2 separate regions of the Homo sapiens genome follow, and region 1 is linked to region 2. Evidence: chromatin loops called from intact Hi-C (ENCODE). Cell type or tissue: heart right ventricle. All regions are shown on one strand. Region 1 overlaps LOC105378751 (a long non-coding RNA gene). Region 2 overlaps FGGY-DT (FGGY divergent transcript).

What was found. Peaks named below come from ENCODE experiments on the same cell type or tissue, not always from the same donor. Only the 100,000 strongest peaks of a DNase experiment are listed, where the experiment ranks them.
Region 1: a loop joins it to region 2, with 2.9 times the contacts of the local background. A loop is called at or near these places in 80 of 110 quality-filtered maps.

Annotation. Positions count from the first base shown.
Region 1 is chr1:58,767,828-58,771,827 of GRCh38, forward strand. LOC105378751 (a long non-coding RNA gene) reads left to right here. Exons shown (of 4, transcript XR_007066137.1): 3 at 6-108; 4 at 1,271-2,881. Among named protein-coding and RNA genes, the nearest start is that of JUN, 14 kb to the right of the region's middle. In heart right ventricle, CTCF peaks have their summits at 1,623 (motif pointing left) and 1,826; a DNase peak (open chromatin) is centred at 1,594.
Region 2 is chr1:59,287,907-59,291,906 of GRCh38, forward strand. FGGY-DT (FGGY divergent transcript) reads right to left here. Exons shown (of 2, transcript XR_001738089.2): 2 at 1,390-4,000. Among named protein-coding and RNA genes, the nearest start is that of FGGY-DT, 6.6 kb to the right of the region's middle. In heart right ventricle, CTCF peaks have their summits at 2,451 and 2,654; a DNase peak (open chromatin) is centred at 2,450.

The DNA of each region.
Region 1 (4,000 bases), 520 kb before region 2:
CACAGTAACATTGGAAGCCATATGATGAGATAGTAGTGTCACGAGATAGAAGAAAATGGGATCTCTAAGTCACTGGATGTAGGAGGATTCCCACTGACTTGACTTTGGGTGGGTAAAAAATTAATTTTTGTTCTGTGAAGTCACTGAGATTTCAGTTTGTTACCACAGCACAGATTAACCTATCCTGACTAATACACCCCATTTTATAGATGAAGAGATTAAGCCTCTCAGCAAACAAGTAACTTTACCCAATCAAAGGGCTACTAAGTGACCAAGTCTATATGACTCATGATAGCCAACCCATGGCCTCCACCTTTCCTATGTATTGGCCCCAGCTTGACATCCCTGATCTTGTTGGCTTCCCGACATTTGCTTCCGTCCAGGTCCTTCCCTCCTTTCCATCTCCATCGCTCTTTTTGGCATGCATGGATGAGAATGCCATATGTCCAAGTCTTCAGCTATGACACCAAAATCATAGAATTGCTTCTAAGGTTGTAATTCCGTCTTGGAATTTATTTTGAGCCTTGGCTGGTTGAGTTGGCCATTCCTGAAGATGGCTGCTCAGCATCTGGCTCCCATTTGGTCTTTGGCTAAAAATTCAAAATTCATTTTCATCACTGAGTTTGTAGTATTTTCTTTCTTTGCTGAGCACAGTGAAGGAAAAGATGTGGCCATAATACTGTATCTGAATCACTCAGCTTGGTGGGTTGGAACAACTTGTTCCTAAGAAAAACTTTGTATTTAACAGATGTTATCACATTCCAGGGACCGTGATAGATGCTGGGGATGCAAAGAGAACTTTACAAAGTAGCCCTTACATTAAAGGAGTAGCCAACCTAATGGCCTGCATGAAGTTTAAAAATGCAAAATACTGTGATAAGCCCATGGAGAATCAGCACATATAGGCACAGGGATAACACAAATGAGAAGGTTGTTTTTCCCACCCAGCATGATCCTGATTCCCACATGAATGGGTTTTAATGATATGATTGGAAGAGTTGCTGACTATTGAGTGCTGTGCTAAGCGTTTTCCAAAAATCAACACTTCCCTCCTTTACAACGATGACACCTATTCCATGCATAAGTAAACTGTTGCCCAGTGAAGGAAAGAGACTTACCCAAAGTCATGTATCTAAGATTTCAACTCAGTTCTGTCTAACGCTTGATCTTCAAATCTTCTCCAGCATAGTAAGCTGGTGCCCCTGTTAATGTAGATGAGTTTGGATGGGTTTATTCCAATATCGCACGTGTCTCTTGTCTCATTATCCAGTGAGTTCCCTGAGCCAAGCACTCCGCAGCTCCATCGCAGCGTGGGCCTCTTGGAAATTCGGTGCTAGTTCTCAAGGCCTCCTACCTGCTGAACCTTAGTCTTCATTGCTGAAATAAGAGCTGTCCTGCAAACAGAGTTTGGCGCTCGCTTTCTGGCCTCCGGCTGGTGGAGCAAGGACGTTTCCAGCACATAAGATTCCCCACTCTGTTAAAAAAAAATGTGTTTATACTTGGTCCCCTCTGAAGGCGGACGACACCCATACTTTTGTCCCAGCCCAATTTGCTGGCTGGGATTTTTCTCATCCTTTAAATCCCGGGAAGCAAGGAACCTGCCCTCTGGCGCCATCTACCGGCACTGTTTTTCGAGTCCAAGGAGCCCCCTGCGGAGTTGGGATGTGTTTAGTAATTGATTGGATGAATCCTGCCACTTCGTTAGTAGATTCTTATTTTCTTCACGGACTCTTTACTAATTAGTAAAGAGATTATATAGCAAATATATTATCTTACTTTAAAGAGACCAGAGTCTCCTATCTCTCGCTTCCCCCACCCCATCAGTTGTGGCATTCCTTCATCTTTAATTTCTTCCTTCGAAAAATATTTATTTTGTTATTGTATAGAGATCAGGGCATGGGCCACACAGCTGCACACCTGAGCAAACAGAGGGGCTGACTGATTTGCTGTTGTAATGAAAAACATTAGTTTTGGGTTCATTACTGTGATTCCACAATGGGCACCAAATCCCACTTAAGACCCACCGAAGAAGTCTTCAAAGGGACACGGTTTCAGGTCTGTGCCTGGTGAGCGTGCTGCCTCTTCGAATCTTTGCACAGAAATAACCTACGGTTGAAGACTCAGACCTGTCAGATCAAAACCAACCCTGGCCTCCAGACCTTGAAACAAGTCAAAACAGTGAACCTTACTCATCCGTTTTCAAAATATGGCCTGTTTTCTTTACAAAATGCAGCAAAGCCTCTCAGATGGGCGCTGGCTGCAATATTTGATATATTAGGGAGAATCCTGACTCCTTCCAGGTTTCTGCCCATCTGTTTTAAATCCAAATGGCTTGGCAGAGGATGGTTTTTAGTTATGTATTTTTTTCATTTCAAATGGAATTTAAAACAGCAGGGGCAGAAAGCCCAGATATGGATGAGAGAGAAAATAAAAAGGCCCCTGTAATTCCCCATTCGCCTTCTACATGAAGGAAAAAATATCGGCATTTGTTGTAAACCTACTATGTGTCAAGGTATCACTAGGGAGTGTGATGTTGCTGAGCCATTGGAATTTTATAAAATTTTAAATGTTTTTCATTTTCTTCTTCAGAGGTGGTTTGATTTCATGATCAAGAGCTTGAACTTAAAGTCAAATCCTTCTCCTGCCTCCTGCAGTCATGGGGCCTTAGCTATTCTCTGTAATGACTCTAGGTCTCAGTTTCCTTGCCTGAGAACAGGCCTGTGATAATTACCTTGATGGGCTATTGTCAGTTTTAAATAAGGTAGTGCAGAGGCAACTACCACAGGAATGGTTCTGCCTTAAGAATGAACTACGTGTGCATGTGTCTTTATAGCAGCATGATTTATAGTCCTTTGGGTATATACCCAGTAATGGGATGGCTGGGTCAAATGGTATTTCTGGTTCTAGATCCCTGAGGAATCGCCACACTGACTTCCACAATGGTTCAACTAGTTTACAGTCCCACCAACAGTGTAAAAGTGTTCCTATTTCTCCACATCCTCTCCAGCACCTGTTGTTTCCTGACTTTTTAATGATTGCCATTCTAACTGGTGTGAGATGATATCTCATTGTGGTTTTGATTTGCATTTCTCTGATGGCCAGTGATGGTGAGCATTTTTTCATGTGTTTTTTGGCTGCATAAATGTCTTCTTTTGAGAAGTGTCTGTTCATGTCCTTCGCCCACCTTTTGATGGGGTTGTTTGTTTTTTTCTTGTAAATTTGTTTGAGTTCATTGTAGATTCTGGATATTAGCCCTTTGTCAGATGAGTAGGTTGCGAAAATTTTCTCCCATTTTGTGGGTTGCCTGTTCACTCTGATGGTAGTTTCTTTTGCTGTGCAGTTTATTGAGGCACTATTCACAATAGCAAAGACTTGGAACCAACCCAAATGTCCAACAATGATAGACTGGATTAAGAAAATGTGGCACATATACACCATGGAATACTATGCAGCCATAAAAAATGATGAGTTCATGTCCTTTGTAGGGACATGGATGAAATTGGAAATCATCATTCTCAGTAAACTATCACAAGAACAAAAAACCAAACACCACATATTCTCACTCATAGGTGGGAACTGAACAATGAGAACACATGGACACAGGAAGGGGAACATCACACTCTGGGGACTGTGCTGTGGTGGGGGGAGGGAGGAGGGATAGCATTGGGAGATATACCTAATGCTAGGTGACGAGTTAGTGGGTGCAGCGCACCAGCATGGCACATGTATACATATGCAACGAACCTGCACATTGTGCACATGTACCCTAAAACTTAAAGTATAATAATTAAAAAAAAAAACCAAAACTACTTTGGTTATCCAAAAAAAAAAAAAAAGAATGAACTAGTGTGATTTTCAGAAAAAACCTGGGTTTTCTTTGCTCACCATCATCTGGCTGCTCAGTTTGTTGACGACTTGAGGGTACTATATTCCGATATGGCAAGTTAAACCACATACTATCTGGAACCACCTGCCCCTGTGGCCTCCCCTCCTACCTTGT
Region 2 (4,000 bases):
GCTTACCTATTTATTTTATTATCAGTGTCTTTGGTAAAGTTTATATTATCGAACTTTTATTTTCTGGTTGTTTCTTTCTGTCTTGTACAATTTGCTTACATCACTAGTCTGTGGGCTCCTATAGTGAATGAGTGTGAATATTTTTTTCTTGTGCCCTTAGCCCCAGCATAGAGCCTGACTTATAGATGGCCCATAAGTGTAGTATTAAGTTTGTTGGGAGTAGGAGAGGAGGAAATATGTTTCCTTTTTTTTGCCTAGTAACTTTTTAGGGAATTATCTCCCCTCACCATTCAGTCCTTCTGGTTAAGATAAGGCTTATCTCATTCCAACCCATCGTTAAGTGTGGGCACTTGATCCAAACTAGGCCAATTGAAGCCTTGCTCCGCACTCTTGTAAGAAATATGAGTGTAGAGGTATCATCACCCTCCTCCTACCAAGATTTAGAAGGACATTGTGACGGTAAAGCAATTGCTTGCCATCTTTGCTTTCACCCAAATAATCCTACTTGAGTATGAAGTCAACACAGAAGTTAAGAGATGGAAAATGGAGAAAAAATGATCCTTGAAGACATAATTGGAATCCCCGGATTCAGCCTTTCCTGAATTTCACTTCCCTTTGAAATGCTCAGTTATATAAATCAAAGCTTTTTGGTTTATGTATTTGTTTAAGCAAATTTGAGTTATATTTTTATTTCTTGCAACCCAAAAAGTCCTGCCTAGTATACTTCCTAATAATGTAATCCTTCCCCTAATTAACATCTAATTCTCCAAATCTCCAGAGGATTTTTTGGAGCTGAAGGAGATGGGGTGGAAAGCAATATTTGTAATTATCTCAGAGTGTGTGATCAATAAAACAGGAGTCCTGGCTTCATACATTATGTAGCACTGTTAAAAATCATAAACTTTTTTTTTTTGTTTTTTTTTTTTTTTTTTTTGAGACGGAGTCTCGCTCTGTCGCCCAGGCCGGACTGCGGACTGCAGTGGCGCAATCTCGGCTCACTGCAAGCTCCGCTTCCCGGGTTCACGCCATTCTCCTGCCTCAGCCTCCCGAGTAGCTGGGACTACAGGCGCCCACCACCGCGCCCGGCTAATTTTTTGTATTTTTAGTAGAGACGGGGTTTCACCTTGTTAGTCAGGATGGTCTCGATCTCCTGACCTCATGATCCACCCGCCTCGGCCTCCCAAAGTGCTGGGATTACAGGCGTGAGCCACCGCGCCCGGCCAAAAATCATAAACTTTTAAATCATGATATAAATTTAAAACAAAACTAATTATAATGTTCAGATCATGGAAAGACCTGCTACTATTATGTCCGAGCATACTCCTCACTGTCATTTTATTTCTATATATTGTCATCAAGTATCTGATTGATTAATGAAAGAAACATGAATCCTTGAAACAAGCAAATTCATTTTCTCTTTTAATAGTAGAACACAAGCCAGATGAAATCTTTTTTTAAAGACTCTGTCATATAAAACTGACAAAAGTAAAGTTGTTCTGGTTAAAGATGCATGTGTGTATATATATATCTGTGTATGTGCATATATTTGTATGTGTGTACATATGTATCTATGCGGTCTGAGTACCTATGTGTATGTGTGTCTACATACAATTGTGTATGTTTATACATGTGTGGTATAAAGTGAATGAGACTGTATATTTACATATATGTGTGTATAAGTGTGTGTCTATATCTCTATGTGACTGTATTTGCGTCTGTGTCTATATCTCTATGTGCTACATTGTGGCTTAATTTGCATTTGTGTGTCTGTGTGTGTTTGTGTGTGTGTGTAGTGTAAGTATGGGTTTGTGCCTGTGTTTGTGTCTGTGTGCTCTGCGTTTGTGTCTACATGTGACTTTGTGCAAACATGTATGTGCCTGTGTTGTATGTGTATGCCTGTAGGTATATTTGTGTGGCTGTATGTGTGCATGTGTTGATGTGTCTGTGGTTGATGGTAGGGAGAAGGGTAAAGCTACACTATCCTATTCTGTACTTGGTGCAAATTATGAAAAGTGCCCTCTCTGGTAGGACAGAGCAGCCTCACAGGCAAAGGGATTGGCCAGCAGACTGGGGACTGGGTTTCAGTCCCCACTGGCCCCCTCATCTGGTATCTTAGAGCAGAGAGCAACTTGGTGAACATGAGGGGTATTTTGGAAGACCTGAAGTCCATTCCGTCTCTCCTTTGTTGTGCAGGCACCTTCCCATAGAACTCAGTCTGAAAACTGATATTCTCTAATTGTCCCAAAATGACACGATTCCAGAGGTGTTCATGGCAGAGTTCCTCTACCTGAAGTCCAGGAACTGCAGAGCCTCCAGGGGGCTCCTTCTTTGACTCAGCCTCAGGCCTTCAGCATGACTTCCCGCAGGTAGACCTTCTCTCACCTCCCTTTTTGGAAAGCTCAAGCCAGAGAGTCCTGCCTTAGTGTCCTACGGCCTTAGGCTCGCTTCTGCCACCTGTGGCCTTGTTGTGGAAAACACGTGTTGAGGTTTAGGGTTGCATATTGCCATGGCTCATTACATGGTTTGCAGTTTTTAAAAAATGACTCATGACTAAGAGGCTGTGGGGTTGTGATTGGGTGGCGTTAGTGGAGAAAGATATGGATGGCGTGGGACTAGTTTAGATGGAGAGTGAGGTCTTGGAGCCGGAAGTGGATGAGCAGTTCAAATGTGGAAGAGAAAACTGGTGCTGCATGTTGGCTCTAGAGGGATCATTAGGATTTAGATTCCTTTGAAGCCTTCATATCCAATATGAGCTGCCCACTTCAGCTTCTCAGCAGAAACTCCCTCTTCAGCAGTCTGACTTGTAGTGTCTTGTGATAGATGACCTTGGGCAAGTTGCTCAACCTTTGTAAGCCTCTGTTTCTTCAGTAATAGCCCCTATTTACTCATGTGGGTGGTTAGGAGGAATAATGACATAGTCTATGTGATGACCTGGGAGCACAGGGCTCAGTGAATATTGTTGCAGCCTTTTCTCCCCTTTCGCTATACCCTCTTCTTCCACCTCTGGATGCCCATAGCACTTCATCTGCCCGTAGTACAGCATCCAGCTCTGGCCTAGCACTTGGCAAGTGCTCAGTAGTCAGTAGATATTTGTTGAGTGAAGAGTTAAAAGAAGTCAGGCAGGCAAACGGAGGGAAAATAGTAAGTAGCAGACAAGTAATAAAGTAAGTTGAAACATTTTCCCACCTTTGGAAATGAACTAATAGCATCCTTTGATATGAAAGTTGAACAAACAATGATTTTGTATCTGTAAAATGTAGCTGTAGGTGATGGTCAGGGTAGGGAGCTCAGTAGGCACTTCTGATTGCTGGTTTCCTGTTTGTGATCATCTGTCAGGTCTACAGTGGACCACTTCAGTTTTCCCTTTGATATGACAGGGTGAATTTGGAAGAGAGAGAGTGTCTGTATGTAATGGCACCTGTTCCTGCCAGAGGGTCAAGTTTCAGAGAGGCTTAAAGGAATCTAAATGGCGAAAGAAAGAAAGGAAGAAAGATAGGAGAAAACAAATCTTATTAGTAATGAGAGATGCAGTAGGCAGGTAAGGGCTGTCATCACCATAATTATATACCAGGTATTAATCACTGCTATTATAGAGCACAATGCTAGTTGCTGAGATTGTGAAGTAGAATTCCAGGTTTTTGCCCTCCAGAGGCTTCCAATCTAGAAAATGGAATTGGTTAGAAGATGAAGGGGTATCAAACATTATCTGTCTGTTGAGTACTGTGACAAATGCTTAAAGGTATTTTGTAAGATATAATCATTCTCCAAGGAGAATCTAAGGTTCAGAGAGATTAAGAAACTTTCTTCAGCTCATCCATCAAACAATCTGTAGAACTGGGAGAAGGCCCAAGTCTGTCTGGCTCTAATGGCATTGTACTGTCTGTAGGCCTCTGAGTAAGAGCATCAGGGCAAGCATGTGAAAAAGAGAATTAACTTGACAAGCTATCCTAGGTTCAAGGCCATGTAAGTAATATTTGATGATTGTTGCAGGAATCCTACA